Regions from separate parts of the Homo sapiens genome. Here region 2 is linked to region 1. The links are chromatin loops, found by intact Hi-C in ENCODE. Cell type or tissue: endothelial cell of umbilical vein. All regions are shown on one strand. Links, peaks and the distances in the headings refer to the core of each region. The heading gives the core; the rest is flanking DNA. Region 1 overlaps CNKSR3 (CNKSR family member 3). Region 2 has its middle 71 kb from the start of SCAF8.

Region 1 (4,399 bases), core at 267-4,266:
TTTGAATGTCACCAGCAAAGCATGAGACTCATGCTGCCTTTTGCCACCATAGGCATGAATGGTATGGAGAAGTAGGCCTGACTTGTTTTCTTCTATTGTAGATGAGATTAGTTTTGTAGACCATTAGTTCACATTTTGCTCCTACCCTTGTGCATAAAATCACTGCATCATTTCCGTGGGGATGAGACTACTGCAAGCTACTTCCTTGGAGATTCTGTGGAAGATGGACATCTTAAAAGTAAACTACTTTTGGTATGACTGCTCATTGGCTTGGCCAGTGATACTTGATGTTATTTATTTTGTGAGTTACTCTGTGTCTTAATCAGCTCAGGCTGCAATAACAAAATACCATACACTGGGTAGCTTAAATGACAGAAATTTCTCACCGTTCTGGAGGCTGGGAAGTCCAAGATCAAGGTGAGTTCCTGGTGAGCACCCTTACCCTGGTTTGCTGATAGCCATCATCTTCCCATTGCATCCTTACATGGCAGAGAGAGAGAAAGGAAGCAAGCAAGCTCTCCTTTCCCTTCTTGTGAGGGCGCTAATATTCATGAGGGCTCCACCCTCAGGACCTACTCACTTCCCAAAGGCCCACTTATGGTATTAGCTCCGCCTCCTAATACCATTGCTTTGGAGATTAGGGTTTCAACAGATGAATTTTGGGAGGACATAAACATGCAATCCATAGCACTCTGCTTTTGTATATTTTTCAAACCTTTCATGCTAATCAGCTGGAAGGTGAATATTTTAAAATCTATTTTAAAACTGGCTTAAGGAGCACACAAAAGCTGATTTCTGATGTTTCTTCCAATACGTGGAAAATTTTGCATGATGTATTAACCCCTAGTTAGGGTCCCTCAACCCCAGTTGAGGACCTCAACACACATTTGGTAATACCTAAGGGAATTTAAATATATATTTTGTAGCCTATAGCATATGGAATTAGAAAAAAATTAGTCTCTTTACTGTAAAATTTACCTTTTAATTATTTGGAAATTTCACAATTGCCAAGTTTCAACTTAAAGTTTCTATTTATTTGGGGCCAGAATTATTGCCAGAAGTGTGCTAATTTGACAAAGGGTACCTTTTACATAAGTAAAGGAAAAAGTGATTACATCATGTTCAGACCTGCTAGAGGGCCTTGTTTTTCCTCTAGTTTTAGGGGTGTGGAGTCTGTCCCAAACCCTATATATGTGTGCATTTGTGTATGTAAAAGACAAATTTTTTATACTCAAAAGTTTGTCTTAAATAATGGCCTATGGCCTACTGATTTGGATAGAGGAGAGAAATTTTGTCTATAAGCAACAAAAAATGCTACACAGCCAGGAGACTGTCACACACAGTTTTTCAGAACCTTTGGGCCACATACTGCACTCCCCTTCCATAGAAATACACATGGGGTCAGTGATTAAGGACTCAATTCTGGTTGTGACTTGGCCATCCATAGGCATATTCTAAAGTTCTATGGCAACCTTTATGAAGCTCGTCTTCTGAGTTGATCACCTGTTCATGCGCTGCCCATTTACAACATACCTCAGGGATTAAAACGTGAGGCTACACCTAAGGAAAGTCGGTCCTAATCCTGCGTTTCCTCCTGCATGTCACTGACCATTGGAGTCACTGCTCTCTGAGGAAGACAGTTTACAGCCTGAGCATTCATGTCACGCTCACAGCCAACCTGTTACTTGCTGGCCTCCTTTACCAAGCTCCTTGTTTCATGAAGAAGTTGTGAAACTGAAGTTGGAGGAAAAAAATTAAGAAATAAACCTCAAAGGTATTTAAAAGGGCAGTAGAGTAATTACTCCTCACACCCAGGGATAAGGATATTCTCATCATTTTCTCTCCTCTTGCCTGGAGCATAAACATTCAGATGTTTGTGAAGAAATGATTAAAAGGAGAGAAAATATCAGGAGAAAAATGATTAAAATGAGAGAAATGTTCTTCCACTGACTAGACCCATTAAAGGGGAGGATTTAACTTTATTGTTAGAGGGGTGAAAACTGGATTTTAAGATATTTCTTCACCATTTTGACATATCTTGGGCTGAACATTTTGATTATTTTAGAGAATCAGGGAGCTTCAGAAATGAAGTTTAATATAAAGTAAGATTGTCTCTGAAGGAAGAAATTGTCCTTTTAACTCAGTGTCAGGTTCCGTTTTCTTACTCATATCTAAACTTCCTGTCACTCCAACTGAGGCTGCACCAGGATAAGAGGAGGGATTTGAGGAATTAGCGCGAATTTAGAAGCCTTTGACTTTTGGGAATTTGCATCAAGCAGATAGAAGCAGGCGGGGGCTCAGCTTTTGAAGTTGGATCATCCAGCTGTCTCACTTTGCCACTTATGGGATCTGTGACTTGAAGCAGGTGACTGACCTCTCCACTCCTCAGTTATCTATGAAATGGGGATAATACTAGCATCTACTTCGAAGGCTTATGGTGATTAAATGAGATAATGTTTTTAAGGCCCTTTCTTCGCATAGTCTGGCACACAGCATTTAAGAGATGTTGACTCGTGTTCCTGTAGTAGCAGTACTGACTCCATCTCAGCCTCTAGTGAATAAGGTATTCAGAGCTGGCCAACAGGAAATTGCTCATTCTTTTGTCCATAAGCAGCAAAATAATGCCAGTGTGACACTGTCAGAGGGCTGCAGTGTGGTCAGTGGCCTAGAGATGCAGCTTTTACTGTTAGAAAACTCACTCGGATGTTTTAGCCGATTCAGAACTCAAGAAATGACAAAAGTCTGTGATTGGACACACTTTTTTTTTTTTTTTTGAGACGGAGTTTCAGTCTTGTTGCCCAGGCTGGAGTGCAATGGTACGATCTTGGCTCACCGCAACTTCCGCCTACTGGGTTCAAGTGATTCTCCTGCCTCAGACTCCCAAGTAGCTGGGATTACAGGCATGTGCCACCACACCCGGCTAATTTTGTATTTTTAGTAGATGGGGTTTCTTCGTGTTGGTCAGGCTGGTCTCGAACTCCCGACCTCAGGTGATCCGCTCACCTCAGCCTCCCAAAGTGTTGGGATTACAGGCGTGAGCCACTGCGCCCCGCCTAGAGTATTCTTTCAATATTGACTTGATTTGTCATCATCATATCTTTTCTATTAAATCCCTTCCACTTCCTTCAATGAAATCGTATATGAAAACAAAGGGAATCGGAGCATTTTGCCCACCTCCTAGTTGGCTGAATTATTTTTGCCTCCCATTCCCATCTTGAAGTGGTATTCCTCAAACTCGTTTCTATGTTTCCTGTGGTTTTAAATAAAGGAATAATGTAGAATGGTATCTATTTTGGACATTCTCATCGTGAAAAGGAACTCTTACACAAATACAAAGCCAAGAGATTGTGTTGCCATTGTTGAAGCTGAAAAGGACAGTCACTGGATGCCTCCCCACCCAAGGCCAAGGCTTTGGTAGGTCCAGGAAGTGAAAAGGAAAGAGAAGCTATGGGAGAGACAAAGGGAAGTAAAAAATGGTTGTTCGGCTCAGCATAACAATCACTTTTGTGGGGCTTATTGGTTGTGCATAAATTTCATCCATTTGGGCACACACACAGATGTGACACCCAGACCACTCAGACACTTGGCTAACACTGATGCCGTCATCCTGAATGTTGTTTCTGGAAGGACTTTCATGAATAGAATCTATTTCAGATTGGCCGTAAGTCTCGATTTATTGATCCGCACCACTGGACTGGGGTGGGGTTGTGTCCACTTTTTCCCTGCCCCTTCCCTGCTTTGGCTCTTGTGATTGTGTCCTCCGTGTGTCAGGCAGAGCCCTGTGAAGGTGTGGATATGTGGCCATATTTTACCTGCATAATCTGCAGTTCATATGATTCAGCCTAATGGGTTGCAATGCCCTGAGGACAGAGACCATACTTTTTCTTCCTTTGTCTTTTTAGCGAAATTCAATCCTGTTCTGCGCCTGCGCCACAGTTGCAGGCTGTACTGTCTGCCCTGTGCATCTCACACACCCCCACTGCACTGTGCACCTAGTGATGGCCGCAGATTTGCTTTTACTCATCTTCCAGGGCCTACCCTGTTAATTCCATCACAGTTGCAGGCTGTACTGTCTGCCCTGTGCATCTCACACACCCCCACTGCACTGTGCACCTAGTGATGGCCGCAGATTTGCTTTTACTCATCTGTTTGCAGGGCCTACCCTGTTAATTCCATCACAGTTGCAGGCTCTACTGTCTGCCCTGTGCATGCATCTCACACACCCACTGGACTGTGCACCTAGTTGATGACCACAGATTTGCTCTTACCCATCTATTTCCAGGGCCTGCCACTGTTAATTCCTAGGAAAAAAGAAAAAACAAGCATGGTGGATTGGTTAAATTGGCATTTTATATTGTTTGTGTTCATGGCCATGCCAATGATAAACAAGAGCTGGTCA
Region 2 (4,399 bases), core at 177-4,176, 260 kb before region 1:
CATAAATGCCAGTCAGGGCCTACTTATCTCTCTCCAAATCATCTTTCAATTTTCTCACAGTAATCCCTTTCTTCATCATCTTTATTAATTTGGTTATTCACATGACTCATAGAAATCTATCAACAGAGCAATAAATTGGCTGGGCACGGTGGTGCATGCCTGTAATCCCAGCACTTTGGAGGCAGAGGCAGGAGGATCACTTGAGCCTAGGAGTTGGAGACAAGCCTGGGTAACATAGTGAGACCCCATCTGTACAAAAAATAAAAAGTATTAGAGAGGCATGGTGATGCGCACCTATAGTCTCAGCTACTCGGGAGGCTGAGGTGGGAAAATCGCTTGAGCCTGGGAGTTTGGGGCCGCAGTGAACTATGATGATGCCACTGCACTCCACTCCAGCCTAGGTGACACAGCAAGACCCCATTGCTAAAAAATTTTTTAACAAGTTTAAAATAAGTAAATTAAAATTGTTATTGAAACCATCCAACTTTCCTTTAAAATGTCCCAAGCAGAAATAATCCTAGATGAGTGGTATAATTTTTGCAGTATTGGGAAGACTGTTGTCTGTGATTACTTCCTCTACTTTTGCCTGCTTCCTTGATATCTGAACTTGTTTTAAGAAGTAGTACATCTTATTTTGCTATTAGAGAAAAGGCAAATATCTCTCAGAATGGTAACACATTGATTTAATTTTATTCTGAGTGTAAAAGATGGATTTGAGACTAGGGTTGATGAGGTAAGGAGAGAATAGCACAGCACTGGGATTCTGCAGGGAGAGAAAAAGGTCCTGGAAAGGATAGAACATTCCCTTATTGAAAAATCTGTCCTGTCTCATTATTATTTACTCATTGACTTATTCTCCGCATTGTAAAAAAGAATTCAAGGCTGCTTCTAAAGATGCACCCAATTTAGCAAGATAAACTGAAAATAAGTAAGAAAATAGGCAAATGGAAAATATGGGAAGGAAGGTAAGGCGAGCCAGGAGTGATGTTAGCATACCAGCCATGTGCTGGGCCACTGCTCGTACACACCTGACTCGGGGAGGGGGAGCAAACCTAGCCCCTAGTGTTCTGACAGCCATTGTGAAAAATAAGCACGTGACCACCAATAACATTTGTAGGGAATTAGAATCTTGGGGGATGAGCCCCAGACCTATTGTCGAAGCCAAAGTAACTTCATCTTGGAAGCTGATCCGCCATGTTTGCTTTTGATGAACTCCTGTTCTAGGAATGCTTCTGATATTTCCAGTTTATCTATTGTTTCTTGTTGAAGAACATGTACTTTGCATAAATCCTACCCTTAGGTAGGAACTCATATTTACTGTAAATCCTGCTCTTAAACAAATTCCTGCACATTCCCTCTGAAACATTATTCCTTTTCCCAATGGTACAAGAGCCCTTGGGTTGGAGGGTAACAGTGCAGAGATCTACCTATCTTGCGGCCATCCAAGACCATGCATCTGTCTGTAAATTCCCCAATAAAATCAGCCTATAATGACAAACTGAATTTGTTGCCTCATTCTTTGGTTTCTCGGCTCTTTCTGCATGGGGATTTGCTTTGCATATGTGGCTCTTTCATGGAACACCTATATTTTGAAATGGCTTTTCATGTTATTCTGATGTGTTTTCTTCATTAAGGCCCAAGTTCCTAAAACATTCATTCTCTTCCTCTTTTCTAGAAAAGAGGTCTTGCCCGCCAGCAATTCCCACATGGGTATTGGGGCAACACCATGATACATATTCAAGATAAAGTACAGGAAAAGCTTTTTGCAGTGGAATAAAATGTTAAAGGGAATTGCTTTCCTTGATAGCAATCAGGTCACCAAAGTGAGATGAAGAAAAATTTTTTTGAGAATGCAGGATAGAATAATATTATTTCCCTTATTTCTAAGAGTTAAACAATTTAGGATTAAAAATTTTAAATATACTAGAGGGGTCCATGAATTTTAATAGTAATAAAATGGTTATTTAATACTGCACAATCCTCAGCTTTTAAGGAAAAACATGTTTGACTTATTAATTATTTAGGACAAATTTTGGTGAAGTTATTCCAACTTGCATGGCTTAGGAATGACAATTTGGGGATTTACATTTCCTAACTGCCTAATGAAGTCTGCTCCTTCCTTCCCTAGACTATATGTATTTGCTGGTACTCTTAATATCACATTTTATAAAACAAATGAGATCACAAGGGCATATATGTTTTTTTCTCTGTGTGTGTCTGTGTGTAGCATTTCTGAGTATGTATGAATATGAAGTATGCTTTGATTTTTATGCATTGATTTACATGAATAGGAAAATGTTTGAATTTATAGTAAATGGTTTTGGCCACCTTCTCTGATGTTACTGTAACTGAAATAGCTCAAAAGCACAAAAGGTCATGGGAGGCATTTATGTAAAACTTACTAGTGCTGTTTATAAGGGTATCTTGTGTTTTATTACTTTGTTAATGTACCTTTCAGGAAATCCAGTCATGCCATCATTTCCTTCCATATTTCATCTGTTCCTCATTATAAATAAAAGTGTTTATTGCTAACGCTTTCTCTGAGCCATGTGGGGGCGATAGGGGCAGCATAGACTTCTGTTGCATGTCGTTTATTCTTTGGCGTGATAGGCTCACCCAATCTTGAGTGTATTATGTGTGGTAAGAGTGGGCTGAATTTTACATTCTTTTTTTTTTTTTTTTTTTTGAGACGGAGTCTCACTTTGTCACCCAGGCTGGAGTGCAGTGGCGCGATCTCAGCTCACTGCAAGCTCCGCCTCCCAGGTTCATGCCATCCTCCTGCCTCAGCCTCCCGAGTAGCTGGGACTACAGGTGCCCGCCACTACACCCGGCTAATTTTTTGTAATTTTTAGTAGAGATGGGGTTTCACTGTGTTAGCCAGGATGGTCTCGATCTCCTGACCTCGTGATCCGCCCGCCTCGGCCTCCCAAAGTGCTGGGATTACAGGCGTGAGCCACCGCGCCCGGCCACATTCATTGTTTTGCCATGCTCTCAGCATGGCATCTGAGGTGTCATCAATAGCCTTCCAAAGAAAAGATTTTATATACTGAGTCACAACTGTATCCACTCACCTATTGTTAGTCTGCGTCTCCATGGGTACCACATCTAAACTCTGCTCTTGGTTGGGCGCGGTGGCTCATGCCTGTAATCCTAGCACTTTGGGAGGCCAAGGTGGGCAGATCACTTGAGCTCAGGAGTTCGAGACAAACCTGGGCGAAACATGGCGAAACTCTGTCTCTGCAAAATATACAAAAAATTAGCTAAGTATAGTGGCATGTGCCTGTAGTCCTAGCTACTTGGGAGGCTGAGGCAGGAGGATTGCTTGAACCTGGGAGGTCATGCCACTGCACTCCAGCCTGGGTGACAAAGTGAGACCCTGTCTCAAAAAAACAAAAACAAACCATCTACTCTTTATGTGAGAATGGGCATTTATCTAGAAATTTGTTGCATAGACCTTTAATAACGGCCTCAGTTATTAAAAAAACTTCCCACTTCTCATAGAATTCTCTTTATCTCCATTCCACATCAACAACCTATAGATGTGGTCATACTTGACAAGATCTTGAACTCTGTAATTCCTTTCTCTGACCACCACTTCACTTATAAGCCTCAAGTAGGAGGCAGGACTGGATAGACTATGTTGTGGAAATCAATTAAACACTGAAATCCGTTTCTCACTCATGTCACACTCTGGTGCTGGCCAGGCAGCTCTTCCCCAAGTGGGGAGTCAAGAACATATATAGTTTATATAAATGAGTGGTTTCAAGATGTTTCACACTCATGTTTCTATACACAATTTTGCATTTTGCAAGGTAGGGAAGGAGGCAATAAGAGAGGAAGAAGAGGATGGAAGCCAATATTTCTGGGTAATTACTTGAAACCACTGCTGGTGGTTGGTTAAGAAGCTGGGAATGGTTTGCTCCAGAGAAAGTCTATTCCTTAAGGTTCCTTAAGAAATAAAGCTGAGGAATACGTTTATTTTTATTTTTTTAAGTGGACAGGAAGTAGGATTTATTGGTGGGTATTAGGAGGCGGAGGCACAGTGGAAGCCCTCATGATTAATAATATCCAATTAAACATGAAGTAAACATGGGTTGCTTTTGTTTGTATAATAAACTATAATAATAATAAATATAATAAATAGTTTTAAAGTTCCAAAGAACTTCACATTTCAATTTTTATCCTCACTACAGCCCTGTGAAGTAAGCAGCAGGCATTTTTAACCTTTGTTTTACAGATAAGGAAACTGAGGCTCAGAGAAAAAGTCAACTCAACAATTTCTAAGTGAGATGTTGGAATTAGAATTTATCTCCTTTGCTTCCACGACTCCATCTTTCCTCCCTACATTCCTTTCACTTTACTGGATTTACCGGTGGTGCAGAGATCGACCCTGGGACTG

The links. A loop is a pair of places that touch in the nucleus more often than their neighbours do. Peaks named below come from ENCODE experiments on the same cell type or tissue, not always from the same donor. Only the 100,000 strongest peaks of a DNase experiment are listed, where the experiment ranks them.
Region 2: it touches region 1 in a loop (2.7-fold over the local background); 1 of 110 quality-filtered maps calls a loop at or near these places.

Annotation. Positions count from the first base shown.
Region 1 is chr6:154,397,455-154,401,853 of GRCh38, reverse strand. It overlaps CNKSR3 (CNKSR family member 3), which reads left to right. Exons shown (of 13, transcript NM_173515.4): 13 at 1-4,399. Among named protein-coding and RNA genes, the nearest start is that of IPCEF1, 43 kb to the right of the region's middle. In endothelial cell of umbilical vein, for the core only: no CTCF peak of the experiment used is centred there; a DNase peak (open chromatin) is centred at 2,573; H3K27ac peaks cover 1,757 bases.
Region 2 is chr6:154,660,048-154,664,446 of GRCh38, reverse strand. No RefSeq gene overlaps it. Among named protein-coding and RNA genes, the nearest start is that of SCAF8, 71 kb to the left of the region's middle. In endothelial cell of umbilical vein, for the core only: a CTCF peak has its summit at 2,542; a DNase peak (open chromatin) is centred at 2,436; H3K27ac peaks cover 937 bases.